Linked DNA regions of Homo sapiens: region 2 is linked to region 1. A link is a loop called in an ENCODE intact Hi-C map of the cell type or tissue named here. Cell type or tissue: B cell. All regions are shown on one strand. Each heading gives the region's core, and the rest is flanking DNA. Links, peaks and the distances in the headings are about the cores only. Region 1 holds the start of LOC102724463 (a long non-coding RNA gene). Region 2 has its middle 290 kb from the start of LINC01108.

What was found. Peaks named below come from ENCODE experiments on the same cell type or tissue, not always from the same donor. Only the 100,000 strongest peaks of a DNase experiment are listed, where the experiment ranks them.
Region 2: it touches region 1 in a loop (5-fold over the local background); 1 of 110 quality-filtered maps calls a loop at or near these places.

What each region holds. Positions count from the first base shown.
Region 1 is chr6:14,655,142-14,670,658 of GRCh38, reverse strand. All of the region lies in intron 1 of LOC101928354 (a long non-coding RNA gene), which reads left to right. LOC102724463 (a long non-coding RNA gene) reads right to left here and starts at 11,508. Exons shown (of 3, transcript XR_926514.4): 1 at 8,809-11,508; 2 at 8,338-8,450; 3 at 5,396-5,613. RefSeq lists enhancers at 9,175-9,294, 9,385-9,464. In B cell, for the core only: no CTCF peak of the experiment used is centred there; DNase peaks (open chromatin) are centred at 8,578 and 9,308; H3K4me3 peaks cover 1,434 bases; H3K27ac peaks cover 4,000 bases.
Region 2 is chr6:14,570,071-14,585,587 of GRCh38, reverse strand. No RefSeq gene overlaps it. Among named protein-coding and RNA genes, the nearest start is that of LINC01108, 290 kb to the right of the region's middle. In B cell, for the core only: no CTCF peak of the experiment used is centred there; a DNase peak (open chromatin) is centred at 6,007; H3K4me3 peaks cover 661 bases; H3K27ac peaks cover 1,232 bases.

The sequences.
Region 1 (15,517 bases), core at 7,332-11,331:
GGCGGTAAAAAAAAATCCTAATGATAAGCCTGCCAAGCATGTTGAAGGTTATCCAGGCCTCTGGGAGCCAGAATGATTGCAGCCCTTTACTTCCTTTGTTCTTCCACCGGGGCCGGTGGGCACTCCTTCTGTAGGAGGCAAGGATGGGGGATAGGAGGATATGGGTGAGCAGCACGACCCTGCAGGGCCCTGACCTGTCCCTGTGGGTTGTTGGCAGGGTTCTGAGAAGGCTCAGCAGTGCTAGGAAGTCTAATGGGGCTTCCTAATCAAATATGGAGACTGCTTCACAGCGAGCCTGGCAGTGGCATTGACCCATGAGAATGGAAGCCACCTATCATGCTAAGTCAGGGCACTGGCAGGCTCCTCTTGTGCCAGCCCTTGCCCAGTTAGTAGAGTTGCTGAGTTGGGATCATCTGGGGGTTTTAGAGAAGGGTAGGGACAGCTTGGGGAAGAAAGGTAGGTGGGAGAAGGACTTGGGGAGTGTATTTTGGTCAACCAGTAGGCAGTATTTCAATATCTTAACAGCTAGTCCAGTTGTCCCAATGTACAGCAGCTGGATTTCTGCCTTGGTAACTTCACCCCTGTAATTTGCACTGCTGTAGGGATCGAACCACAAAATAGAAATGGATCTCCTTGGCAAAACCATTCATCGGTTCTACTGGAGAGAGTTAATCAGGCATCATAGCTCACAGTTCTCCATAATGCATATTTCAGGGAACACCAAGGCTAGTCACCCTTGACTGCTGCGGTTTTTAAAAATGTGTATTTCCTTAGGGTGCTGCGTCCTTTTCTCCATGGAGCCCTCTTTGGTCCCTTTCCCTCTCGGGGCTCATGCTCTCCAGTCCTCATGCCGATCCTGTGTATTTTAATCAAAGGCAAGGAGTAGGTAGCTCGTGGGTTGTCATGAGGATGATAGGATGTGAAATGACCACTGTATTGTTTTCATCTCTCCAAGACAGCAGCCTGGTGTTGGGCATTGCCAGCTCATTAGAGGATGTCACTGAGAAATGCAAAATAGCCAACTCCACATTATCAACTCCTTCCAATTCCCTCAGCACAGAACATCAGAGCTGGAGCATGCTAATCTGATTTCATCACTTGGGCAGTGGAGGTTTTTATTGAGCTCACTCAGAGGTGGCTGCAGGGCTTAAAAAAAAAAAAAAAAAAAAATCCAGGCCTTTTTGGGTGGGCAGAGGAAGGATGTGTTTGCAGACAGCAGGTGTGTTTCCACCTATATATTACATCTAATATATAACCTGCCTTGTTCCAAGAATGGTTTAATGCTGTTCTCAAACTGACATGCTTCTGCTTAAACCCAAGATAGGTAACTCCTATATATTAAAGTTTTTAAGAGAGGAGAAATTTAGGGCTAACAATTCCCTACATAAAAGAATTCTTGACTTTAAACAAATAACCTATCTTTTGACTCTTCAATGTAAGTTAAATTTCCTGAATTTATAATAAAGGAAGAGACCCTTTTACTGGCACAGAGTGGGTTCAGAATTGCCCCACAGTTTCTCACCTTCTCCCCCAAAATATGCTGATTGCAGAGGACCCTGACTCTGCATCCCAGGAGTCAAGCAGCAAGTTCAGTGGGACCTGGAATTTCTTCAAAGTCACATCTTTTAACGTTCAAATGGTAAATCTTGCATGCTATTCCATCATCGATCTGTTTTTAATGTAAAATGATGTCTTTGATTTTTTAATATCAAAGGGGATCCCTTCTTCACCTCCCTACATTTTAGGTAAAGTTGATCCATCCCTTCCTTCCTTCCTTCCTTCCTTCTTTCTTTTTGAGACGGAATCTCACTCTGTTGCGAGGCTAGCCCAGGTTCAAGCGATTCCCCTGCCTCAGCCTCCCAAGTAGCTGGGACTGCAGGTGCCCACCACCATGCCCAGCTAATTTTTGTATTTTTAGTAGAGACAGGGTTTCACCATGTTAGCCAGGATGGTCTCGATCTCTCGACCTCGTGATCTGCCTGCATTGGCCTCCCAAAGTGCTGGAATTACAGGCGTGAGCCACCGCGCCCGGCCAACACTTCTTATGGAACTTTTAGTGCACCCTTTTTTTCATAGTCTCTGCCCATAGGTACTGGTTTCCTTCAGGAAACACCAGCTCACACTCATTTGTGCTGCCAATTCAGCGAAGAAGAAGGGGCCTGAAAGAGTCCTGGCCTCAGAGGGACCAGAGGCCTGAGGGCCTCAGAACTCCAGTTCCATGTTGTCTTGGTCTCCAAGATCCTGTCTGTTTTATCATTGTCTCCTCACTATTGGGCTTTGGAAACAGTCTGTTCAATTCCCAGCCCTACTGATGGAGAGAAAGAATCTGGAGACAGGAGTGGATATATATTGCCAGCTTTCAAAATTTTCCATTTGCTTTGAGTTTGAGTTGGGGTAAAACCACTCTCTTGAGTCCCAGTTTTTCTGTGTGTAAAATATAGCTCAGAAAATTCCATCCTTAGAGTGAAATCTAATATTATGAGGGCTATGTGTGTCTTAAAATGTATGAGTCCCCCTAAAGCCCCAGTGATGATCACTAAATACCACTTAAAGTAACCAAAGGTCCTTGAAGAAGTGGTAGATTCCAGTCTAGGACAGCAAATATGTAAGATGTGCCTAGAGAATCTTATAATCCCAAAATGCAAGCAGGCTTTTAAAGCACAATAGGCTGTGCCAAAAAGACTCAGGAACCAATTTGAAGAAGCTCATACTATCTAAAGACAGGACAATTTAGGCGTCAGTAAGATAATTACTGCAAATGATTACAACACATCCAATTCCTTTATACCTATGAGTTCATAAATGATTCTTAAAAAAACAAAGAATCTCATTGGTCACCTTTGGAGGAGTCTAGAAAACTGCCTCATTATTTTGATAACTGATAAATGAAAGAATTGAGCACTTACTTACATTTACCATATGAATTCCACCTCAGGAAAACCAAGTAATTGATTAGGAAGTTTTTCTTTATATAAGTGTGCCAGCTAACAAATAAAAAGTAAATGACAGAAATAGAATATAACATTTTGCAACCCCAAATGAGTAAATGGATCCAGCCCTGGGGTTCTCAGCTTAGCACGGGTCACATTTTGGGTAAGATCATCCTTTTGTGGTGGGGGCTGTTCTGTGCTTTGCAGGACATTCAGCAGCATCCCTGGCCTCTACCCACTGGATTCCGGTAGCATCCAGCATCGCCAGACATTGCCACATGTTCCCTGGGACTGTAAAATCACCTTTGGTTGAGACACTGCCATAGGTGATCATCACCAATGGCGGCTAATCACAAAACGAGGGACAACCAGACTTTATGTCACTCCTGATGGGAGTATATACGACCACCTTTGAAGTTTTTGCCAAAAAAACACAACCAAAAAACCCTAAAAAAAAAAAAAAAACTGATCTGAACTAAGCCTCTATATCTAATTTCATTTTACAGGACAAGAAATATGAGGCACACACGTGTGTGCACACACATGCACACACACAAGGCAACCAGCACTGCAGGAATGCAATCAGCAAAATCCAGACTGTGTCAAATGCTAAGGGCAAATGACATGGTTTATTGAACAAAAATTGCAAGGAAGAAGCAATGATGGGGGCAAGCTATAAATTAAAAGAGTCTTATAATAAGGGGCATAACAACAAATTGCACGGTGTGGCACCTCAATAGGATCCCAATTTAAACAAATTGTTAAAAAATTCTAAGATTCATGAGGAAAGGTAAACTTTGACAGGATATTTGGTGATATTGAGGAATTATTTTTTAAAGATGTTAGTATGGTATTGTGGCTATGTGTTTAAAAAGTCCTCATTCCTTTAGAGACATAGCTGGATAATTATAGATGAAATGATGCGATACCTGGGATTTGCTTTAACATGATCCAGAAAGGTGGTGCACAGATGCACTAAGATTGGTCATGTATTGATAATTAATGAAGGTGGGTGATGGGTCTATCAGGTTCATTGTGCTATTATCGACTTAAACAATGTTGTATTTTTTTTCTTTCTAATTTGGTCTGGAGGTCTCTCTCTGGAGAGTAGTTATTTGGTTGTAGATGTTTACAATGTGCCTTTCACAAGGTACTTCTTTATCCTGGTGGACGGCCTCATGCCTGAGTGTCTCCACCTGTGACCAGGTGTCCCTCTCACAGGAAACTCACTTATACTTGTGCTCTCGTCTGACCTGTGTCTAGCTTATTCCTACTAAGATAGCCACGCTCTAGGAGAGCCCTGAATGGGAAAGAAGTTAGTTAGGTTTGAGTGTGTCAGTCAGGTAAGACCCAGAGGAGGCAAAAGAAAATGCATGAAATAACTGAAGCAGTGTATTATTTACAGATCCTGGAGAGAACAAGACAGCAACCTCAGGGCGAATGGGAAGAGGAGAGCTGTCTGGGACATATGTGCTCGACCAGTGGGTTGGAGACTGGGGAAGGGACTTGTGGGCCAGAGCCTTTGTTGGGATCCAGGGAATTACCCAGATGGGTTTCCCTTGAGGAGTTGTCATTGGTGGATTTAGAGCAAGCAGGCAGGAGTCCCACCAGCTAACGTTATGACTGAGAAGTGGTCGTTGAGTCATATCTGCATAGTCCGCCTGGGGTGCGGGGTCAGGGTGAGTCAAGTGGGCTGTGTCTATATGTCCCATAGGAAGTTGGCTGCCAGGAGGCAGTTGTGTAAGGCAGATACGTGGATTCATCACATTGAGGAACTGGGAGGAGGCAGAGAACTGGAAACTGTTTCACATGCTTCTGGTATGAGAAAGTCCAACTTATATTTAAAATGGATGATGAAACATAATATCTATATATATTTTTCTGAGATGGAGTTTCACTCTTGTTGCCCAGGCTGGAGTGCAATGGCACGATCTCTGCTCACTGCAACCTCCGCCTCCCAGGTTCAAGCGATTTTCCTGCCTCAGCCTCCCGAGTAGCTGGGATTACAGGCATGCGCCACCACACCCGGATAATTTTGTATTTTTTTCTTTTTTAGTAGAGACAGGGTTTCTCCATATTGGGCAGGCTGGTCTTGAACTCCCGACCTCAGGTGATCTGCCCGCCTTGGCCTCCCAAAGCGCTGGGATTACAGGCCACCGCACCCGGCCCCATAAATTTGTAAGACCTTGCTACACTTGTGTTTGACTATTTTCATAATGAAAAGTTAGAAATAAGAATGCACTCTCAGAGAAAGTCCCAACATTAAGAGAAGGTTGTGTTTAGTCCATCCCCTCGGCTTTGCCCCATGGGGACCCACCTGAACACACGCTAGCCAATGTGGGTTCTGTTTTCTGCCCTGGAGCCTGTCTGTAACAGGAAGCTCAGGAGTGAGTAGAGATGAATAGAAGGGTCAGGCCCTGTCCTCATGTTAATTAGCTATTCATCGTAAGGAATGGATTAACTGATTCATGATTTTCATAAATTTATTGGCCCTCCAGTTAATGAAGATCCTAATGCAGTATCTTTTGGCATACATCATTCCTTTGCGGGACTGGCTTGTCCCTTTCGGCAGACTGCCGAGCTTGGCTATGCAGAGAATGACAGCTGCTCACATTTTGGGCTTGAGGGAACTGGTGTGTCCTGTACAGAAGGTGGAAGGAGGCGGGAAACCTGGAGAAACAGGCTGGAAAGGGTAAAAATGTCCCAGTGAATTAATAATGCATGTGCACTTCCAGCACGCAGGCTGGCACTGAGAGGCTTGCTGTTTTCTGTCGACATCTGCACATCAGGATAATGGTTTTGAAGGGTTAACCTAGGGCTACTCTGTCTCTCCTTCCAGCTCCATCATTCTCCTTTTGCCAGCCCCTCCCTCCCCCAAAGCAGCCAGGCCATCTAATGCTTGTTGCCTCAGGGGACGGATGTGGTAGGAGGGAAAGCAAATAGCCTGGGTGCCTTTTGCTGACTTACACGTGTTTCAAAGGACTGCGCCCTTAGGGAGAAATGTCAGAGGATGAGATTGGCTCCCTACACCCGTCCTCATCCTCAAATCTAGATGAGGTTTCCCTGGGGTTAAGAAAGAAGGAAAGACAGTGGGTAAAGCATGATCTTATGGAGAGAGTAGCCTGCATTCTACTTCCTGGAGCTGGCTGCAGAGTCAGACCAGGATGGGGGCGGGGGGCCTCAGCAGACATTGCAGAAACTCCCAAGCCCCAGTGTGGCACAGGCCAGGCCAGGACGATTCCCCCCGCCCTCCACTCATCTGTGCTTAGACTGGTCAGGAGAGCCAGTGGGCCAGGAAGGCAGACAGAGGCAAAGGATGTCTCAGGGGACCTGTGGGCCAAAGGCTGCCTCAGCAGCCACCTGCACAGGCAGGTGGCAGCAAGAACCAGGTGACAGCCCCTTTGACATTGCACTAGGCTGCACTAGGCCCCCCAAGGCCGAGATGCATAGCCATTACATCAAAAACATCCCAGTGGAAGAGAGCAACAGTAGGTAGTTGTACATGATCTCATATACGTACTATCACTCAAGACAAAAACAAAACAAAAAACCACCGAAACCTCAAACCAAAATATACCAAAATATACAAACAGAAAAACCACTCTCTTCCTAAGTAAAAAAACAGACATTCTTTAGCATCCAAATGAACTCAGAAAATTAGAGAAATACAGAATAACACAAAGAAGAAAATGAAATCTACCTATCAGTTTATCAAATATATATCATTTTAATATTTTTATGCCTGTATTGTATAGATGAAAAAAATTGAACTCATACTGTATATGCCTTTTGTATCTTGTTTTATTCACTTAAACAGTGAACATTTTCCTCTTCTATTAAATACGCTTCTCTAAAACACTTTTAAAATTTAGCCAATACCTTGTATTGGTGTTTTAGGTTGTCCCAAGTTTTGTTATGTACATTATGTTTTTATGACAAATAACCCTTGGACATAAATGATTTTGCACATCTCTGTGTTTTTAAGCCATTAAATATAGTCATGTACCATGTAATGATGTGGCAGTTAATGATGGACTGCATATATGATGGTGGTACCATAAAATTATAATACAATATTTTTACTGTACCTTTTCTATGTTTATTTTTTTAATTTATTATTATTATTTTTTGAGACAGAGTCTTGCTCTGTTGCCCAGGCTGGAGTCCAGTGGCGTGATCTCTGCTCACTGCAACCTCCAGCTCCTGGGTTCAAGCAATTCTCATGCCTCAGCCTCCCGAGTAACTGAGATTTTACAATCATGTGCTACCATGCCCAGCTAATTTTTGTGTTTTTAGTAGAGACCGGGTTTTGCCATGTTGGTCAGGCTGGTCTCAAACTCCTGGCCTCAGGTGATCCGCCTGCCTCAGCCTCCCAAAGTGCTGGGATTACAGGTGTGAGCCACTGCACCTAGCCCTTTTCTATGTTTAGGTATATTTAGGTACACAAATCCTTACCATTGTGTTATAGTTGCCTACAGTATTGAGTACAGTACCATGCTGTGTAGGTTTGTAGCCTAGGATCAATAGACTACACCTTCTAGCCTAGTAGGCTACACCATCTAGGTTTGTGTAAGCTACTCTGTTGATGTTCGCACAACAATAAAATTGTCTAATAGTGCATTTCTCAGAATGTAGTCCTGTTAAGTGACCTGTGACTATATTTTTGAAAGAGTTGTTTATCCTTGTTATCTTCTGGTTGTTTTCCATTTACACTTCTCATTATCTCCTCAATACACAAACGCTGGTCCCCATCACTCTATAGTAATGGATTAGGAAGAGGATAGCATTGACCTCCAGGGTGCAAAGCCAGTGGTCTCTTCTTTGTATTAACTAATGCCCTGGCACTCTCCCTGAAACCCCTGCTCTTTTGACCTCAGGGATGCTATGATCACTTAATTTTCCTCATTCTCCCATGATTCCTCTTTTGCAGCCTCATTTGCTTGCTTATCTTTTTCACGTTCTCTTTAAACTGGCACAACCCAACATGCTCCCATCACCCCTCCTATTCTTCATCCTCTTCCCCCAAAAGGGTCCCCTATGCCTAATGTGCAGAAGACTGTCAGGCACTCCATGCGCTTCCAACAGCTCAAGGACTTACCCATTGCTTATTCTAGAGGCAACTCTGACCCAGGGTAACCCTGCACAAACCAGAGACTCATGCGGTCTAGTTTCAAAGGGAATGCTGAATTTAGGGAAACTGTCTAGCCTCCAAAGGAATTTAAAAATAACCCAAATCCTTTATTCCCATTTTCAAAGATCATCAAAAATGGAATCCAAATACAGAGTTCACAGCAAATGATTCTTCTCCTACTTTGTTCTCCATCCCAGCTTCCCCTGCCAATTATTCAGAGTCTCTTAACTCTTCAAATCCTAGAAAACGCTCTCATCCCTCTCCATCATTCCTTACTCTCATGACTTTCTTCTCCTGATTGCAGGGCTGTCACCATCTTGCACTGCCAGCTGTCCTCTCTGAAGGTTGAACTCCTAACAGAAGTTTCCTCATGTTTGTGGTAGCAGCACCTTGAGAAGTAGAGAAGACAAGAAGAAAAAAGGAGTCAGCACAGATGACAAGCTCTGCTTTTTAGTGTACATGGTCTTCCCCAGTATGCACATTCTTTTCCTATTCTTGACTTATCTCCCTTAACGATAAAATGGCCAAGTTAGAAACCCTAGACACTCTTATTCTCTTTTCTTTCTTTCTTTCTTTTCTTTCTTAAGAGACAGGGTCTCATTCTGTCACCCAGGCTGGAGTACAGTGGCACAACTGTAGGTAGCTCACTGCAGCCTGAAATTCCTAGGCTCAAGTGATTCTCCTGCCTCAGCGACTTCGGAGTGGCTGAGATTCCAAGCTTAAACCATTGTGTCCTGCACTTCTCACTTTCATGGCTGTTATCCTGGGGGTCATCAACTTTTCTAGATCTGATTACAGAAATGTCTCTTCTTTTTTCTTTATTGCTGCTGTTAAAGCTTTGATCCAGATCTTTCTCAAGTCTTAGTTATTTTAGAGTCTGTTAGCTGATTTTCCTGACATGCATCTCTCTCGGTCCTCTAATCTTCCATGTACACTGCTGCTGCTGCTGCTGTGAAGCAGATCTGGTCACCTCAGTCTCTTGGTTGACAATCTTGCATTGCTCCCCATTGCGTGCATATGGCTGAAAGTCCTTTCTTTGGCATCGACAGTCCTTCATATTGTCTTTCCTTCAGGATGTCCCTCTCATTACTCTTCTCCATGGTGCCGCAGCTCTCTCACATTGTCTGTTCACTGCTCCCCAATCCTCCCTTCACTTTCACTCTTTGACTTTCTGTTCATGATGTTTGTACTTCGTGGAACACCCTCCTGCCCTCTCTAGCTGGGTGACTCCTTCACGTTCTTCAAGGCCCAGCCTTGCTGCTTCCTCTTTCATGAAACCACCTCAGTGCTATTTTCCAGCTCAGGGGCTTTCCACTTTGTGCTCACAGGAATTTGTTTGTGCCTTTATGATGTCACTTATCACACTCTGTTTATCTTTCCTACTACATTGTAAGCTCAAAAGCAGGAGCATTATTCGTTTTGGAAAAATCTCCAGTACCCAATCTGTAGAAGTTGCTACATAAATGATGCCTTATTCACACGCAAACAAATTAGTGTTTATTCACCTTCAGCGTGCCTCTTCATCATATTATTGTGTGAAGCCTGAAAGAACCTCTGATTCTTGCTTGAAGGTGGAAGAATTTCACTCTAAACAGCAGCTAGGCTATCTGAATGAGGCAGCAGAGGAAATTTATTGGTGTAGAAAGAATGCAGTGGGGTCAGTGCTGCTGTGCAGCAGATCTTTAGCCAGCTGTAAACAAGCCTGCTATGTGTGAAAATAGAGACTTACAAAGCAGGTGTATTAGAGTACCGTTTTTCATCTTGTCAAAGGAATCATCTTTGCATTTGCTCCTCTTCTCTATTCTGTATCATAATCTGTAACACACAAGGGAATAGCCATTAGAAAATTCTGTCGATTTTCTCTCCTAAATCTCTAATTTGATGACTTTCCTCTATTTCTCCTGCCTATGCTCTCGCTGTTTTCTTTCCTCTTCTAGATTATTGCAACCTGTCTGACTAGCTTCAGGCTTCAGCTTCAATAGCACTTCCTTTCAAACCTTTTCTACCCTCCAAGACTGGGTTAGGTGACTTGCCTGCATGCTCCTATACCATAACTGCCTTTAAAAATTTTTCCTTATCTCTTATCAGACTCCAAGTTTCTTAGCATCCTGAGCTCATTCATCTTTTTACTTCCGTTGCCTGCACATAACAACTGCTCAGTAAATATTTATTGCATGAAGGAATTACAAAAGTATATATCCAAATATTTTGAACTCTTTTGTTTTTGCATGATATCTACTAATTGGAGCAAGACACATTTATATTTTGATGTGGAAAACCAGGCTGCTTAATGAAATGAATTTCACTGGCTTAGCAAGTAGGCGTTTTGTTTCCGCCTTTGTCTTTGACTTTTCAATACCAATTAAGATTTGCATAATGTAAACATGTATTGAGAGTTATGTCTTGGGGTGGGGCTAGGCACTTGCACATCCATTCTCTTTCTTCCCCATAGTTTTTCATCAGTTAATTGCAGATAGTAATTATATCTGTTAGCAAATAGTGCTGTAAAGAGTGACTTTTCATCTTGAAAGAATGTATGTGCTTCCCTAATCACCTGAGTTATTACTAGAATGTTATTTGTCCCCTAGGAGGACTAAGCCAGGTATTGCAGATGGTTTCCCAGTCCCTTAATGGAAACACATCTATCCACCCATCCATTCACAGCCTCAACATTCTCAGAAGAAATCCTCAAGTTTCACATTTTTAAAGAAATGAGGACAAGTGTTATATTTTTAAATACCTTTACAAGTCATTCTCAAAAGCGTTATCTCTTCCTTTCTACCTATGTGAGTGACTTCCAGCAATTTGATTTTGCTTTTAAATTGAACAGGAGGAATTTGTATGAATTCTGAGGGGGATATGAAGTAGCTTTTCAAAATTAAAAGTGAAAAAAAAAAAGACTCCATGAAAAATAGGACCAGAGACAAAACAGAATGTTTTAAGTGAGATTTGTATGCAGGAAAGTGAAAATCAAGTATTGATTCTCCTCTCATTTAGCTGCAGATGAAATCTCCTGGATTCTTGTACCCTCCAGAAAAGAGGGATGGGTTAAGATTCATGCCAGCAAGCCATTCCAGTTCTCCTTGCCTGGCAGCAGCATCCAAGCTAGGATTCCTGGAAGAGAAGTTTGCAGCCCCAGGAAACCAAGGCATTGACCTGGGCTGTCAGTGGCAGCTTAGGCGAGCTACGGAGAAATTACAGATGGAAAGAGGAAATGCTTGTCCTTCTTCCTTTGTCAAACCATGTAAAACAAACTGGAACAAGATGCTGTTCTGTTCTGTTCTGTTCTGAAGATGTGAGTGAGAAGCACTTGTGACAGAAGACATGAATTGAGTGAGATCTTAAAAGATTGCTCACAGGGCAGCGGAAGAGGAGAAGGGAGCTGGAGTCCAATCCTCAAAAGGAAGGAGGGATGAACCTGCATCTGTGATGAGAGAGGCTTGGAATGAGGCCACCAGGCACGTGAAGGGGAAGTTACAGGACTGCCTCTGAGTCGTTTGGCCTCAGGGGATCTTGGCAGCCCAAACATCATTCTCTGTGGTGAGAGATACTAGAAGACCACAAAGCAATGGGAACAGCGGGGCCATGTCAAGTACACCTCCTCCTTTTTGATAAGGTTATTTACTTGAGACCAGAGCTTATAGAGTGTGGACCCTAGAGAGTCTGGGGAGGGTTAAGCTCTGTGTGTTGAGGAGAAGAGAATACATTTTTGTGAGTGTCGGTGCGACGGGTGGAATTGTGTTTCTCCTCAATCCATATGTTGAAGTCCTAACCTCCAGAACCTCAGAATGTGACCTTATTTGGAGATAGGCTCTTTACAAAGGCAATTAAGTTAAAGTGAGATCATGAAGCTGGTCCCTAATCCAATATAACTAGTGCCCTTATTAGAAAAAAAAAAAAAAGCAAGTTTGGACAGAGAGAAACACACATAGACAGAACACAATGCGAATATGAAGATGGCCGCCTGCAAGCCGCAAAGAGAGGCCTGGAATACATTTTTCCCTCACAGCCCTCAGAGGGAAGCCACCGTGCCTAAACCTTGATCTTGGACTTCCAGCCTTCAGAACTGTGAGACAATACATTTCTGTTGTTTAAGCCATCACATCTATTGTACTTTGTTACAGCAGCCCTGGCAATTGAAGGTAGTTGGTGCTGGCAGCCTCTTCCTTCCATCAGAGGACACAGAAGAGAAGACAAGGATCTAGAGACTCTGTAAAGCAAAGATGGGTTTCTTCTGGTGCTGTACCTGGAAACCGCAACAGTATTTATAGAAGTGACACACTGGCTCAGACCTCAGCTGATCCAGTGATTTCTCTCATCTTAGCAAGCAATGTTCATTGGCCTACAGTAATCGTGCATTTGCTGCATGATCAGTTGTCAACTGGCCAGATAACCTACTAGGCACATGATTCTGTGCCCATCTGCAGGAAAACACCAGAGAGCTGGGCTGAGATGCAGTGAGTGAGAGCTGGGCTGAAAGTGTTCCTTGAGGTTTGCCTGAGTTTCTCTGAGCCTGCTCTCCTCAGTCCAACCACAGTCACTTCTGATTGTGAGGGTTGGAAAAATCCAAAGCTTGGGCTGAAAAGGTTGCCTAAGATGTGTTCTGTCTTTACTGAGCTGAGCAGAGCCTCTTCATTGGATTTCTATCCATTTGAAGAGAGCAAACCGTTAGAAGAGCTCAAATATTGATATTTCCTCTATCTCTAAGTGATTCCTTGAAAGTATCATTTTTCTTCCTTTCCTTTCCATTTCCTCCTAAAAGCATGTAAAAAATATGAATGCTAATTCGAATACAATTATCCTTATGATGGATCAGTTTACTGGATGTGCCAAATAGATGCTTATCATCAGAATGATCTGGCATCAGCATAATCAACTATTTGTAGGAAAAACATGAGAGAGAGGAAGACAGGTGAGCCAACACACCAGTTAGAATGTACACGTACACTGAATTTGGACACGCTCCATACTCTTCTTCACTCAGGTATCCATCAGAGTGCTCACCTTGTCAGTGGCTGTTGCTGTAAGTATGTGTCTTACATCCAGCGTCTTCTCTAGGTTTCAGATGCAATGAGGTGTTTCCAGGCTCTGCTACTCAGTTAAGTCCCACAATGCTGATAGGGCTATTGGAACAGTCAATCAAAGTAAAAGAAAAGAGAAAAAGTGATGGGAATCAGAAGCAAAGAGACATGCCCAAAGGCAAAGAGCTCTGTAGAGGTGGTGGATTTGGACTTGTGGCACGTTATTCAAATATCTTCTTCCCACGGGCCCCCCAAATTATTTGTACAAAAGACCTTTCGACCCATCAAGGAGAGGTCCCTGCAAGCTTTGCTCTTCTGAAAGACAGTGCAGCATGGTGCTTCACAGCATGAGCTTTGGAGTTAAGCCAACTTCAGTTGTAATCCTGGATCCACCATTTACTAGGTTTGTAAGTTATTTTTAACATCTTGGGTCTCAGTATTCTTAAGCTTAAACCTTAACCTTAACCTTCAAATGGTCGCAAACCCATCATCAATAAAATAGAAAAAATAAATTGTGGTGTGTTTCTATAATGGAATATTCTACAACTGTAAGGATTAATAATCTATAACTATACACAATCCACAGTACAACAGCACAATACAACTACTCACAAGAATATGGATGAATCTACAAGCATAATGTTGAGTGAAGGAAGCTGGATATGAAAGGGGAAGTTGTAAAATGGCATTTATTTAAAGTTGAAAGTTTGGGGAAACGACTTTATGTGATTAGACGTTGGGATAGTGCTTGCCCCTGAGGGGTGCGGCTGGATGGAGGCATGAGAGGCCTGGAGGTAGGTATTCTGTGTCTTGTTCTGGGTGATGGTTACTCGGGCCAGTTCAGAGTGTGAAATTCATTGAGTTTCATACTTAAAATATGTGTAACTTTCTGTATGTGTGGTATACTTTAATAAGATTTTTTAAAAAGTAGATCATTTTGGTGCCCAACTCATAGAGATGTGAGGATTAAATGAAATAATGAATGTATAATAAAACACCTAGTGATAGAAAATGCTTAATATATGTTAGGCACTTCTTCTTATTATTCTCATTACCCTGATGCAGGAATTGGTGACAAATATCATTTGTTTGCCAGCGACCTGTCTCATCTGAGTAAGCCTGTGACACTCTGGGGTTTTAAAATAGGACGGTAAGAGGCCACTTCCTTGTGAGAAGCAAACCCCTTTCATCCATTGGGTCTCATTCAGAGGCATATATTCTATGGGGAAAAGAATAAGGAAAACATTCAGCTCTGAGTACTCTGATTTGAGAAAAGATAGCTCTCTAAGTATTTTCTTCAGTTTGATTAAAAACAAAACAAAAACCCATCCTGTGTCTTCCTGAATGTGCAAAAATAACTTGGCAGAAAAAAGTAGGCTAGTTTCTGCTGTTCTTAAACTGGTTTACACTTCCTCTAGTTTCCTCCGTAGATGAAAATAGCAGTTTAATCTCTTGACAGATAAACGCCTTTCAAAGTACTAGCTCCATTTGGAGCTGTTGCTCTTCATTGTTGATTTTCTATAATACAGATGTTTTTGGCATAATGTATTATATTCTCCAGAATGTCCTCTGTCAGCTCCGTAAAGAAGACAAACAGCAGCCTAATCTTGAAAACAGGGCCTCTCTATGAACTAGCTGACATAAGCTCATTTGAGCTTCACCCCGCATAAGAATTTTAATAAACAAACCTCGCTGGTCAGCATATTGCTCTAGCATATTTAAACATACCACATGCTTTCAGCTCCTCTTCACAGTTCTGCAGCTTTTGCATGAAACGAGTTCTGGTTAACAGAATTTAATGAGTCTGAGCGGGGGGAAAAGTCTCTCCACATGCAATGATAAAGCCACGGTGGGACAGCGTTAAAACAGCAGGGCTGCAGCGGGAACCAAGGTTTGAGATTCGAGTCTCAGTGCTCGGAACTGCTGTTTCTCAACTGCGTTGGCATAAAGAACCCTGAGGAATCCAGTGTGAACTGTATTCCTGACCCACGGGACCTGCTCCATGTGTGTCTCTACCTAGTTCTCCTTTTCTCCTTTCTTTTACGTTTTGTGTTGGAACCTTATCTGTTTTTCTGGCTTTTCATTCATCTACCTAGTCTGTTCTTCCGGCTCTTGAGTCAGACTGCCTGATTTCCAATCCTGGCTCAGTCTCTAAAGACCTCTGTGACTTTGTACATGTTATTTAACCTTCTTAGCCTTGGCTCTCCCATCTGTAATATGAGGATGACAGTAGACCTACCTCTTAGGGCTGTTAGGAGGATTACCTATGGTAATGTGCTTGGCTGGCTTGAAGTAAATACTCAGCGAATAACGGCTGTTACTCAGTTTCTTTCTGATTTCATCTCCATCTCTATGTGCATAGTCACTTACACCACCCCAATTAGGAAAATCTATGATAGGGTTTGGATGTTTGTCCCCTCCAAATTTCATGTTGA
Region 2 (15,517 bases), core at 4,366-8,365, 82 kb after region 1:
AAGCAGCAACCTCCACTCACTTGCAGTAGGTCTTTGTTAATCCATCCATGAGATATCTCCATGGTAAGAGGAAGGATATTCTCACCCAGCTTTACTGCCTGGACCCAGTGTAATCTGGCTCTATCAACTCAACATACTCTCACCACAGCATCCATCCTCCTTAAAACTTCCACCCTTTCCTGGGAATTCTCTCTCTCATTCATTAGGCATGCTTCTATATCCTAGAAACCCAAGGGGTATTAGAGTTCAATCCACCTTTTCCTCCATGAGCTCCTCAGTTCTTATGTGGATTTAAGTACAAATAGACTCAGGGGAGAATCCACCTTTCCTAGCCCTCTGTCCCAACTCTTCTGGCCAGCCATGTCTACTGCACAGTGTAACAGAATAGCTGAAGGGAAATTTTGTTTAAGACAGTAATCTCCAAAGTGAGTTTCACAAGTGGTATGGGAAGGAAAAAATATATAATTTCTATTTATTTATTTATTTATTTATTTATTCATTCATTCAGAGACAGAGTCTCATACCGTTGCCTGGGCTGGAGAGCAATGGCGCGATCTCGGCTCACTGCAACCTCCGCCTCCCGGGTTCAAGCGATTCTCCTGCCTCAGCCTCCCGAGTAGCTGGGATTACAGGTGTCTGCCACCACGCCTGGCTAATTTTTTTGTATTTTTAGTAGAGACAGGGTTTCACTATGTTGGCCAGGCTGGTCTCAAATTCCTGACCTCGCGATCGGCCTCCCAAAGTGTTGAGATTACAGGCGTGAGCCACTGCACCCAGCCAATTTCTATTTATTTTTTAATTGCATGCTTTAAAAAAATTTGCATTCATGTTTTACGTGCATGTGTAAACATTACAATCTATGGTCAAACATTTTTTCTGAGTGGAGTACAGTCTTGTAACAGTAGGTAATCCAGCAGTGTCCACAAGATGGACCTGTGGGGCCCCAGACACCCATTGTGTTCGTGTATTTAATAATTTCACTTGAAGGCTCACTGTTATAGTGTTTCTGTGTGGATATCAAGACTGCTTACTCGTTTTTACTTATCATTAGGGTGACGAAGGTTTTTGCTTTCCAGTCTCAGGAAATTCACACAATATTTGCCTACCAAGGCTTTTAGGTTCATAAAGCAACATTAAAATATAAAATAAATCGTATTGAACTTCTGGTATTACTACTGTTATTACCTAAATTTTGTCACCTGTGGTGAGATACATTTTCAATCTTTTTTCCACTTGTGAACCAAATGCTCCCTTTAGGTTTCTTTACAATTGCTATGTGGCTAATTGCTTTCAGCTACAGAAAGCCTAGATATGTATGGGTTTCTCTTTGAATTAGGCCTTCAAAAATTTGAAACAAAAAAAATTGACAAACGAATCTATTTACCACAGCAAACTGAACTGCATATATTCCTATTAAGGTCCATTTATGCATTGCTGGTAGACGTTGCTGACTTCCCAGACTTTGGGACTGGCTTATCCAGATGGACTCACGTGAGGCCACGTTGAAGAAGGGTAGCAAATCACTCAATGGCATAAACACTGAGCTGCAATATTCGTGTGGCAAGAGGGCATGTGTGGAGAGCATGGGCCGGGTCTGACTTGCTAGTTGCATAGTCTCTAAGGCCAGTGACTCAGGTGCCATAGAGCACTGCATCTGGGATTTATGCTGTCTCGAAGTCATGTGTTTCATTCCTTACTCCATATCCACGGCCATCGCCAGCCTCCAAGAGGACCCCTGGTGATCCCCACCTCCTGATTTTCATACCTGTATGGACTCTTCCCACATTGGACAAGGGGTGGTCTGTGTGACCAATAAAATATGGCAAAAATGATTGCATGTCACTTCCAAGATGAGGTTATGAAAGACACTGTAGCTTTTGTCTTGGTCACTTTCCTTCATTCTCTTTCTCTCTTGGATCATTTGATTCTGGGGAACTGAGATACCGTGTCATGAGCAGCCTTGTGGTAGGCCCTGTGCTAAGTGCTGGGTATACAGGGAGTGCACCATAATTGTGCCTGTGAATAGCCACTGCTCTCCAGCCTGGGCAACATAGTGAGACTCTGTCTCTAAAAATTTTTTTTTAAATTAAAAAAAATTTTTAAAAATAGAGAAAAAGGAGATGTTGACAAGATAAATAATGTGGGAAACTTAATAGGCAGAAGTATCTGAAATTCAACTAGAAGAAGGAACAGAACTTGTATTGATATTCTGGGGCCATACATAGCTCCAAGAAGAATTGCTGAGTAGAAAGATACCTGCTAGAGGAGTAAGTTGCTTTATGATCAACTCATGTATTCATTTTTTCATCCAATAATTTCTATTGAGTATCTGTTGTGCATTAATCACTGGGGTAAGTCAGAGGTAGCTCTAACCTTCATAAAGCTTAATTGTACAGAGAGAGAGAGAGATACTAATTGTACAAAGAGAATTAAATCGCTATTAAAAAATTATACTTAAATAAAAAGTTTCCTTTAAATACTGGGTATACAGAGTTAAGATACATTCCCATTTAAAAAAAAGTATTCAGTTTTTCAGAGGAGACAGCAATGTTCTCAAGCAGTGCAGTGCACCATAGTACGTGCAACAGCAGAAGAGTGCATAAATCTTCCCTGGAGCTTCAAGGAAACCATGCTTGTCTCAGCTTTGGTTCATTGAAGAATTGCCTTTTAAACTGGAGAGGAAAAAAAATAGATGCCTTGAGGCAAATGGGGAGGTGGAGAGGGGAAAGGAGTCTTTTCAGGCAGACAACTACAGATGTAAGGGCAGGAAATTGAGTTCTATATGAATTTAATGGGAAAAAAAAAGGAACTTAGAACTTTCTCTCATGGACCCCAATGGAAATATAAAAGATGTGTAAGAGAAAATGTCTGTCCTCTAAAATCTTATGCCTTCCCAAGATTTGAAGCCATAAGAGATCCCTTGAAACTCTGAGAATGCTTGAACCTGATGCTGTCCAATATGGCAGCCACTAGACCTATGTGGCTATTTGCTTCTTGAAATGTGGCTGGTTTGAATCAAATGTGCTGTTAAGTCTAAAATACCAAAATTTGGAGATGTCACAAAAAAGGTAAATTATCTCATTAATAATTTTGCATTGATTACACATTGAAATGATGTTTTTGGTATATTGAGTTACATAGAGCACATTGTTAAAATCTATTTTATCTCTTTCCTTTCAGTCTTCTCAAAGGGACTGCTACTAAGTTTAAAATGCTATCTGTGGTCTGCCTTGTGGCTGGCATTGTGTCCCTTGCGGACAGTGCTGGTTTATAAGCTGCTGTGGCAATGGCCCAAGAGAGCCTCTGGCACCAGCATTGTGGATGGGAAAGAAGGAAGAGGGCCCAGACATATTGAGAGGACCACAACCCATGTGCTTTCCTCGACACTCACTTGGTGCTGAGGGGGTCTAGTGTAGGGCCTGGGGAAAGCTGAGCTGGAGAAGAGGTGGTATTGGGTTCAGATTCAGAGATGGGTGCTGTGTGCAGGCAGCCCTCTGACATGGGTGCTGACACCCATTCCTGGTGACTGGTGCAAGATAATGCATTCACTCCACACCCTCCCACCACATCGGAAGCTTTTTAGTTCAGAATTCTTTGGAACATTTGCTTCCCTTTTGCTTCTAATATTATAGCATGGGTGGAAGAAAAGAGAAGGGGCTGTGCTCTTAGAAAGGGAAGGGATACTTGGCAATAGAGGAGAAGCCTATCTAATGTCTTTAGAGGAATTGAGTCTGGTTCTGGACACATTCCATTTGCTCTGCTGGAAGGTCTGAGAGTCTAACAAGTCTCTATCAGGCTGCATGATTTGGGGTCTTCATTGGGTATATGTTGGGGCAACCCATATCTTATTTTCTTGACTTGTAAAGGCTTGGAACTAGGCTTTATTGGGCTGAAAAAGGAAATAGGAATTTCCTGGGTCTAAAGACTTCATGTATTGACCCGTAATTGGAGGGACTGACCAGATCAATTGCTGGAGGTCATCTGAGTTGTTGACCAGGCTCTGAAATGGGGTGCTGATTCTATTTTAGTCTCTCTTACAAATTGCTGTGCGACCTTGCCAAAGATAGCAGCATCTCTCTGTCTTTATATCCTATTGGTTAATCAATTTCTGGATCTGAATAGCCAGGGTGCTCTGTAGATTTACTTTAAAACATTTTTTAAGTACACCATCAATAAGAACATCGTGCTTTTTTAGGTAGAAAGCACTTTGGAGGAGAATTATTGATTGTGTTCCAGGACCTCTGAGTGGAACTGTAGTATTAATAGAAGAGAACATTGCCCAATTCTGGGAATGTTGAAGCAGGTGGAAATGAACTGGGGGAACAGCATCTTCCGTGCCCCCTTCAGGTTACTCCAGACAGTTAAGGCATATGTAGTCTGAACTATCGCCACACAGCAGACCCAGGCTGGCTAGCCCTCCTAATCAAAGACTTCGTGTAGAGTTTTAGGGAATAACTTTGTTTTAGTTTGTTAGGTTGCCATAACAAAGTACCACAAATTGGGTGGCTTAAACAGCAGAAGTGTATTCTTGCATAGTTCTGGAGGCTGGAAGTCTGAGATCAGGGTGTTAGGAGGGTCGGTTTCTTCTGAGCGTTTTGAGCGTGACTCTATTTCATGTTTCTCTCCCTAGCTTTTGGTGGTTTGCTGGTAATCTTTGGCATTCCTTGGCTTGCAGGCTCATCATCTAGATCTCTGCCTTCATTTTCACATGATGTTCTCTCTGTGTGCATGTCTGTGTCTAAATTTCTCCTTATAAGGACACCAGTTGTATTGGATAAGAGCCCACTCTAAATCATTGTAACTTGATTACTTTTTGTTTCATGGTGGGCAGGTCTATGCAACCCTACTCCCAAAGTCCAAGGAAGCTAAGAGGCTAAAAAAAGAGGCTGACAAATCCAGTTTCTTAGAAAGAACTGGGACTTATGAACAGAAGCCATGTCTGGGTTTCAGGGGATGGCGAGACAAGATGGTGGACCGCTGCACCATTATCCCCCAGACCCAGGGCTTGTAGACCATAAAAAAAGGGGTGGTTCAGAACGGATTTGTGGGACAATTGAAGTATGATAACATCAAGGTTGTCTTACCTAAGGGCAAGATTTACAGTAAGTACCTAAGTTTACGCAGGAAACAATAGATGAACTGGAAATCTTAGAGACCTTCCTGGAACTGTGGTTAATCAGAATCCAACATGGCTGATTAGCATCCAAGATGGAGTCACTTAAACCTCCACACTTCTGTAAAGAACTTGTCTCCAATCATCTTACATTCTAAGGAACTGGGGATTAGGACTTCAATACATAAACAACATAAACTTGGGGGAAAAACAATTTGACCCATAACAAACTCCATTCAAGGAAAGTATTGATATCTTTTGCCTTATGTTATTTTTATATATACCAAGTGGGCCTATTGAGTAACCTCCCCTTGTTGATGGATCCATGTGAACTGGTGTTACTTTTCTATAACTGCTATGTTTGTTTTCTTTTAAACATCTTTTACTCTCTAGGTCCTCATTCCTTGAGCATATCCTACGCTGATTCCATAACTTTTCACTCATTTGGTTGTTATGATTCTGATCCATTCTTCCCTAAAGGGGAAAGAATAACAAAGAAGAGGCTTTGTTTCTAGTGGTATAGCTGGTATGATGGATACTGTACAGGACCCTCCCAAATCAAACAACTAAAATACTATTTCTTTAAAGATATAAACACCTTTTTCTTTTTTTTTTTTCGAGATGGAGTCTCGCTCTGTCGCCCAGGCTGGAGTGCAGTGGTGTGATCTCGGCCCCCACGCCTGGCTAATTTTTTGTATTTTTAGTACAGATGGGGTTTCACCATGTTAGCCAGGATGGTCTCGATCTCCTGACCTTGTGATCCACCTGCCGTGGCCTCCCAAAAGTGCTGGGATTACAGGTATAAGCCACAGCGCCAGGCCATAAACGCCTTTTTAAATACACTACTGAGCTGAAATGAAAGTAAGACACCATCAGAGTTTTTCTTTTCCAATACACTTTTTATTTTGGAATAATTTTAGATCTACAGAAAAGTTGCAAAGATAGCACAGAGTTCCAGTTTCAGTTTCCCCTAAGGTTATTATCTTACATTAAGATGACATATTTTTCAAAACCTCCGTATTGCACCTGTAATCCCAGTTACTCAGGAGGCTGGGGCAGGAGAATCGCTTGAACCCGGGAGGCAGAGGTGGCAGTGAGCTGAGTTGGTGCCATTCCACCCCAGCCTGGGTGACAGAGTAAGACTCCGTCTCAAAAAAACAAAGAACAAAAAACAAAAACAAAACCTCCATATTAACATTAGTACATCACTGTTAGCTCCAGACTTTCTACAGAGTTCACTCGTTTTCCCATTAGTGTCCAGAATCCATTCCAGGGTACTGTCCATGGTGTATTGAGTTGTTCTGTCCCATCAGTCTCCCTTGGCCTGGTCTATGCCAGTTCTTCAGTCTTTCATTGTCTTTCATGATCTGGACAGTTTTGAAGAGTCCTGGTCAGGTATTTTGCTGGATGTCCTTTAATGTGGATTTATCTGATATTTTTCTCAGGATTATAGCATTTTAAACAAAGTAAAAACGAGGACACTGTACCGAAGTTGGCTTTCTCCCAAGAGCTTGCTGCCAAACCTTGAAGACTTCAGTCCTTGAGCATTTGTTTTGATAGCCTCACAGGGCATCTGGGGCAGGACATCTAGATTTTCCAAGGTGAGGAATATAATAGAAAAACACAGCCCACCCCCCACTCCACCACCTCTGTGTCAAGCTGAGAGCGCAAGTCCCTGTTAGATTGATGGGAAATAAATTCCACCATTCAGAAAAGGACATTGAGAACACCTTTCTGCCGCAACCCTAGGAGCTAGGTAGAGGAAAAAGAGATTTTTCTGTGAGAATGTGTAACCATAAGCCGTGGTTACTTGTGAGCTTTCTGTCTGAATTCATACTACCTGTGTGGGCTGAAGACACTTCATGCAAAAAAGAAAAAAATAATAATTTAAAGAGATCCTGGGTTGGTATCACCACAAAGTATATTTAGTATTTTTTGGTGTGTGTGTGTGTGTGTGTGTGTGTGTGTGTGTATGTGTGTGTGCATGTGTGTGTTATCTCAAAATATAATGTCTAGAAATAACATATATATATATACACATACATATATATAACAGGTGGATTTTTTAAAAAAATTAATGATTAAACAGACTAACAAAATTTTGAGCCAGAAGATTGATCTAGACAAAGCATTCATTCTGGGGTCCTGTGAGACAAAGAGTTAGAAAAGACGAAAGAAAGATTAAAATAAAATAAGAATAGAATGAGATCTACCAGTCCCATCCAGTGGAATTTTCTCCAGTGATGGAAGTGCCTTAAAATAGCTGCATGTGGATAGTGGCTAGTATATTGGACATCTCAAGTTTAAATGTTGTCTAATCAGTGTTTCAGAAGGAAATAATTAGAATGCGAATAATAATAATAAGAAGAAGAAGAAGAAGAAGAAGAAGAAGAAGAAAATGGCTGAGAATTTTCCAGAGTTATGGTAAAACACCAATATTTTTTCTAGAACCTGCCCCCCTTCCAATCTAAGTAAGATAATAAGAAATGTACACTTTGGCCCACCATAGCCAAGCTGCAGAATATCAATGGACAAAAGATTTTTTTACAAAGCAGCCAGGGAGAAAAGCCAGATCATCCACTAAGGAATGGTGGTGAGGCTGATGGGTGCTTCTCATCAGGAACAGAGGAAACTGCTGCACTGGGGAATAATATCTTCAGTGTGCTCAGAGAAAATTTGTCCACTTACAATAATTTATCTTGCAAAACTCCAGTTTAAGAATGTGAATAAAATGAAGACTTTTACAGACAAAGCACAACTGGAAAAGCTTATCACAGAAAGACCATTGCCAAAGAAAATTCTGGAAGATGACTTTAGGCTGAAGGAAAATTATTCCAAGTGAAAAGTATGATATACAGGAAGAAATAGTGAGGCAAGATGCAGGTAAATCCAAATTAAAACTGCTTAAGCAATAAAAATGAAGTCTAGTTGGTGTAGGAAAAGAGGCTGAAGAAATTAAACTATTACAAAACATTAGCAGGTAATATGGGAGAGATTTGATCAGAGTTACACATATAAATATAGTCCTATTAAAAGGAAGAGTAGCACTAACGAATACACCAAAGCTTTTAACTTGCAAACAACCAGAGGCTAAAAATATAATTTAAAAAATTATAATAATTCAGAAGGGAAGAAGGGATATAGATGATTTGAACAGTTTAATTAGCAAGCTTGATCAACTGGACCTATATAGAACATGACACCCAGCTCTAGAAAAAATATCTGACTTTCAAAACACATGGAATATTAATGCAGATTGCCCCAGTGCTAGGACATAATGCTAGATTTCAAAAGATTGCAGTCTCAGACCACAAATGAAGTTAGAAATAGTAGATTAAATAAAATGTAGAAAACCCTCACTTATTTGGAAATTAAACATATATACACACACATAGCCACACATGCTTCCAAACAACTTAAGGGTCAAAAAATATTAATGAAAATTTAAAAATACTTGGAACCGAATGATATTTAACATATTGTAAATCAAAACTTGGGAACACAGTTAAGCCAGTCCTTAGAAAGTTAATGCCTACACTAGAAGAGCAGGAAGGACCAAAATGATTGAGCTAAGTATCAGACTTAAGAAGTAAGAGAAAGACAGCAGAATGAATCTACCAAAAAAGTAGGAAGGAAAGAACAGATATCTATTAATACAACCTGTGATGGTTATGACATTTTTTTTCATCCATTTAACCAATATTTATTGAGCACCCAGTACATAGTAGGAAAAGACAAAGTTCCTAACTCTCAAGCTTCTCTTCTCATGGGGGAACAGACAGTAAACAAAGAAACTGAATGAATGAACAAATAGCTTAATTTCAAGTAGTGAGAAGCACATTGAAGCTGAAGTAGGTACGGCAAAAAAAAGGAATAGAGTGATGAGAGGTGAGGAGTTGATGTGGCTATTATTTATTTATTTATTATTATTATTATTATTTTCCCTTCAACTTTTATTTTAACTTTTGGGATACATGTGCAAGATGTGCAGTTTTGTTACACGGGTAACCATGTATCACGGTGGTTTGCTGCACAGATCATCCCATCACCTAGGTATTAAGCCCAGCATCCATTAGCTATTCTTCCTGATGCTCTTCCTCTCCTTACCCAACCCCCTACCCACAGGCCCCAGTGTGTGTTGTTCCCCTCCAAGTGTCCATGTGTTTTCATCATTCAGTTCCCATTTATAAGTGAGAACATGTGTTGTTTGATTTTCTGTTCCTGCATTAATTTGCTGAGGATAACAGCTTCCAACTCCATCCATGTCTCTGCAAAGAACATGGTCTTGTTCTTTTTTATGGCTGCATAGTATTCCATGGTTTACATGTACCACAGTTTCTTTATCCAGTCTATCATTGATGGGCATTTCAGTTGATTCCATGTCTTTGGTATTGTGAATAATGCTGCAGTGAACATACACGTGCATATATCTTTATAACAGAATGATTTAATATTCCCTTAGATATATACCCAGTAATGGGATTGGTGGGCCAAATGGCATTTCTGCCTCTAGGTCTTTGAGGAATCGTCACACTGTCTTCCACAGTGGTTGAACTAATTTACACTTGGTAGTGGCTAGTTTAGACTTTAGGATGTCTTCCGAGGACAGGAACCCGTATAGCCATGAGGAAAGGTAAAAGGCCTGCATTCTAAATCATAGAGTGGTGATGGACTCCCTGCTGAATGCCTTCCTGCATGTGGCCATTCGTGGCTGGGCCAGGGCTATAGATGGGGATATTGCCAGTCTGGACAAAGAGATGAAGCTAGCAGATAATTTCCCTCCAGGACTTCAAGCCATTTGCCCAATTCCTTGCCATTCTTCAGACCCATGTCTTCATGTTGCCCTTGACTCTCCTGTTCTCGTGGCTGCCCTGCCAGCCTTCTTGCGAAGCCCTCCATGCTGTGACCATTGTCCCTCAACCTACTTCTGTCAGGCTTTGTCCTGTTCCCCTAGGAGCCTGGCGGGGTGCACAGAACACTAGGCTGGTGGTCACTGCAGCCCAGTTCTGAGCCTGGCTGAGTGACATTGGCTGAATTGCTCCCTGGGTCTCCTTTCTTCATCTGTGAAATGTGCGGGTGAGTACATGATCTCTAGGAACCCTTCCAGCTCTGTGGTCTCATGATGCTGGGAAATGTCAGTGTTAGGGATACCCAAAAATGCATCCACGTAGAAAAATGTGTATCCTTCCCAGGTCACTTTTACCATTTCAACACTTTTATATACCTTAGCCCAAAGAAATGGAGTTCTATCAACTTTTCAGGCAAAGTGAGGATGATAGGGAGGGGAAAGGTAATGTTGCCATTTGGGGAACTCAGTGGCCTCCAGAAGAGCAAAGAATCCAGGGTTTAATTGCAATTGGGAGGATCAGCAAAGAATTTATATACAAGGTGGAATTCAAGTAGGGTTTTGAAGGATGGATAGGACTTCAATAGGTAGGAAAAGGCCTTCCAGAATAAGAGACCAATATAAGCAATACCCAGAAATTAGGGAAGAGGATGGTGCATTCACCCTGTTTATATCATGTCTGGACAGGAGCAGGCAGCAGGCAGCAGGGAAATGTTATAAGTGTGTAGGGTTTGGTTGCTTGTAGAGTGTGTTATAGTGACAACCTCTCTTTCATGCCAGGTTTCTGCTATGTGCTTTATATACTTTCAGAAGCTTAATCCTCAAACCAATCTTTTGAGGCTAGGTCCTACTGGAATCCCCATTTTAGGGATGATGCAACTGAGGCTTAAGGACAATCCACAGTGATAGAGCTGGGATTCAAATGCAGGTCTAACTATAATTTATGCCAGGAGTAGGGGATTCAACAGGGCTGAGGTAAATGAAAAAGCCAAAAGTGTGAGCTGGGAATTTTGGAAAGGGAATCAGCAGATCTGAAATGCTGGGTCTGTGCTTGTGACGAGGGAAGTCGTGAGTCTGTTGACTTTGGTGGTTTAGTGCCTTTTTGGAGTGAAAAGTTCATAATGAAAGTTCTGCTTGACAGATGATAATGGCTCTAGAGGGAATCATGAGGGAAGACAAGTGTGTACTCTTCATTATCCTAAATGCAGTTTCTGGAGAAAGAAGAATGGCATGAGGTTTGTCATTCTGTCTCTTGGGGAGACATCCTGTGGTGTGTGCAGTAACGGGCTGATAAGCTGGCTCTCTGACAAACCACACACACACATACACACACTCATGCACACATGCACACCTTGATTTGTAGCATTTGTTGAGTTCATGGTGTACGTGGTCCTTCCATGGCTAATTTCAAGGTACCAGTGTGTGATGTCATGGATTTGGGAAGAGAGGCACACAACTAGCCCGAAAGCCTCTGCAAGCAGGGCTCAGCACACCCCTGGGGTTATATCACAGGGCAGACTTGCAGCCTGGGGCAGATGCTGAAAGGATGAGGAAATGCATTGCTCCTCCCTCCAATGTCCTCTTTTCTGACAGATGGTCCTCTTTTCCTCTGTGGAGGTATAAAAAAAGAGACAATGTGAGACTGCAAACAAGAACAAAGGTCTAAGAAATCAACCCCTTGGGGCCACTAAAGGTCCACCTCCTAATGCCTGCATGAGTACACTCAAGAAATAAGAGTTGAAATGAGTGAAAGCATGAACAAATGAACCTGCCTCTGAGAGGCTCCATTTCTCCCTTAATGTGTAGTTGAGCTGAGTCTGCTAATTTCCTTCCAGGGGCTAAGAGGCACATCCAGGAAACTCAGGCCAGGCAGTATGCTGCAGCAGTATAGAGAACAGTCTTGGAGAGGGGCCATCTGGTCTACCACTTATTAGCTGTGTGACCCCAGACAAGTCACCCACCAACTGTCAGCCTCAATGTCCTCACCTATGAAATGGAGGTAAAGTACCTACTTCACAAGGCTGGTGTGAGGCTCAATTATTATAAATAAAGTGCTTAGAACCATGCCAGGCACATAGTAAGTGTCAGATGAGTGTTTGTCATCATCATGATCACTATCATCTGTAATTATTGCTCTCAGTTGCTGGTTTTTCCTTTCTACGTAAATGGTAGCTATAATTAGCATGCACAAGTGACTATTTATTTTTACACTTTAGAAAGTACCCTAGGTTTAAAATACCATCTCAATTTGAATATTCCTCAGTATAACTCTTCCCTGCCTAGGGCTCAGAGTTGGCCATCATAGCCTGGCCATTCGATAAAATGCGATGCTCCACTCATTTGATAAAAACATTTGAGCAGGTGAAAGAGTGATTGATGTTTAGCAAGGAGCATTGAGTTCAGCAGCATTTAATAAATATGCAGGTATGTCCATTTCTTGTGGTAGTAGTGGGACTTGAGGGGATAATCTGGATAAATTAAATCTACCAATAATTCCCAGGCCTTATTTGGCTAGGGTCTTCACTATCATTCCTCATCTAGGCTTCACAGTTTTTTTTCTAACCTAGAGCTACAGATGGGTGTTTTAGTGGCTGGCTGGGTAGGGTCCTCCCCTCACCTGCTGTATTGTGTCCTGAGGTTTCTCCAATGAGCAGGAGGCAGCCTGGAGGTTCCCCTCCTGGGACAAACAGCCGGTGAGCAATCAAGAGTTAACTCCACTCTGAAGGAAACTGCCCCCCACCACCCCCCAACCTCCCCACCCCGCCCCCATCTCATTACCAAGATACCTGGAGAACATTCTCATTTAACAAGAACAGGTAGCTGGATCTCAGTCAGACTAGCCAAGGATTTCTGCCCATGACATCCAGAGGCCCCAGGGAAAGAAAGGGCCACTGTCCTGATTTAGATAGAGCCACATACAGCAAATCGATTTCATCCATGTTCACCATCTCTTCTGCCCTGATTTCCTACCTGCCACCCACCCTCATTGTTCTAGAAACACCTCTGGGTCGCCTCCATGGACAGAAATATGCCTAATGTGTTCTACAAGTATACTTTATATTCCCAGAGTCATAACATAGGAGAATCTAGATGTCCCTCAGAGTCATCCAGTTTTATTTGATGCCTGATTATTCCACACAAGACCCCTTATAGTGAGCACCCAGCCTCTGCCCCAATACATCCAGAAGGGGTGGGCTGGGGTGAGGCAGGTAGGTGGAATTACCTCTGCACTCCACCTCAAAGGCCTTGCAACGGGGCCCAAGCTTGTACTATTTGTTTATCAACAGAATATTTGTTAAACACCGACTTTGTGCCAGGCATGGTTTTAGGCACTGTGGGTTGCGATAATGAACAAGCCAGATAAAATGCTGGCCTTCATCAAGGTCACATTCTAGAGAGGGAGGCCATAAACAAGCAACAGATGAATATATGAAATGATTTCAGGTCATGAACCAGGGAAGAAAAAGAAAGGAGAAAAAAGGGGTAGAGAAAAATGGAAGTGGGAGATGGATTGGATGTGGTGCTGGTGGTAGGGTCTGAAACCTGGACAGAGGCATGTAGAGGGCGAAGAAGCAGGTCACATGATGACTGGATAAGCAGGAATAGCTGGTCCAAAGGCCTTGTGGGGTGAGGGAACTTGGCTTGCTGGAGGAAAAGCAGGAGGGCCTGCGTGGCTGGAGCAGAGTGAGTGGGCAGAGGCTACTAGGTGGTTGGTTTAGCCCGAGGAAGTGGAGCAGCAGGCAGCACTCAGAGTATGTCGGGTCAGTGGGCATCGGGGACAATCTGGATGTTATTCTGAGCGTGACTGAAGGGTGCTGGGGATGACGAGCTCTGATACATGTTTTAGGAAATGCCCTCTGGCTGCTGAGTGGAAAATAAGACAAGAGGAGGGCAACGTGGAATCAGTGAGTTGGTGTTTTGTTTTGTTTTTGTTTTTGTCTTTTTTTGCGATGGAGTTTTCGCTCTTGTTGCCCAGGCTGGAGTGCAGTGGTGTGATCTCGGCTCACCACAACCTCTGCCTCCTGGGTTCAAGTGATTCTCCTGCCTCAGCCTCCTGAGTAGCTGGGATTACAGGCATGCGCCACCACGCCCAGCTAATTTTGTATTTTTAGTAGAGACTGGGTTTCTCCATGTTGGTCAGGCTGTTCTGGAACTCCCGACCTCAGGTGATCTACCCGCCTCAGCCTCCCAAAGTGCTGGGATTACAGGCATGAGCCACTGCTCCCGGCTGAGTTGGTTGTTTTTAATCCGGTATGGTAGGACACACAGACACAGAAAGGAATGTCCTGAAGGAAGAAGTTATACCCACAATTCCTTAGAAGCAGGAGGCGGGCCATACAGGGCCAGGCGGGTCACTTAGGAGCACTGGGGCACCTAGGAGCCTGAGAGAACAGAAGACAACAGCGGTGGGCAAGAGCCTTGACCGTGGTTTTCCCAGGAGGGACAGGTGAGGCGGGGCAAGCAGGCTTAGGATTGGCCAGTGTGAATAATTCCAGCGGGCTCTGTAGCATGGGGGCTGTCCCTAGTTGTCTGGTACTTGGCCCTGGGGTCATTAGGACGGGTAGATGGTGGCCTAGAGTGTGAAAACCCAATAAAGGAGATGGTTGGGGTGTAGGCTCTGGTTTAGTTGGTTTGTATTTGAAAGACACATTGAATGATGAGTTGTTCTCTATTTCTAGGAATTGGCTAGCCCTGGAAGTAACAGTCCCTTCAGGGTAGCAAGACCCCAGATGTCAAAGCATCAGAAAACAGAAACTAAAAGACACGGTTAATATAGTAGAACAGTTCTTAAAGTTAGTAGTTCTTAAAGACCCTGCCAGGAGAGAGACAAATGAATGATAAGATTCAAACGTGGTCTAGAGGAGAGAATTTGATTCTTGCAGTGCAAATTGTGTTATCTTCAGAGACTTTTCGGGAAAAATGGCAAGAGCCTAGTTGGTGGAGAGAAATCAACCTGTAAGCAAAACCACCTCTTCCTCCCCTGCCATGAGCCTCCATAAGAGCTTCCACTTCTACTTCCTTTTGCCCTCTTCCCACCATGGAGCCAGCAGACACCTGAACTCTCAATGGAAGATTCTGCTGGTATCCACCTGAAGCCTAAGGCAGCAGAATGTTCAACCCAGAAGAAGACAGTTCTGGGGCTCTATTCACCTAAGGGTGCAGGGAGTCTGCGGAGGGGGCTTCAAAAGCACACTGTGAGAGGGTCTTGAGGAAGATTGCAGGAGATAGGAGATGCTGAGGGGGAGGATGTGTTCACGTGGCCTCCCTGGGAAGGCTGAGAGGGTGAGTCCCACCATGTGGCATAAGGAGAGAAAGTAGCTAATCCAAGGCACAGGTCCCCAGCCCCATCCAGCCCCCCAACTCTGGGATACTGATTCCAATTCTTTTGTAAAGGTCTACTAGAACTCAGTATTTAGTCTGGGCCACGCTGGCCAGGCAGAATTGGGAAAGGGGTAGCCCCTACTCCAAAGCCACCTGGTAGACAAATGGACTGTCCCATTTTGGATTGCTGTGCAGAGAGAAGCACCAATCTGTGATCAATCTTCCATCCAAGGGGA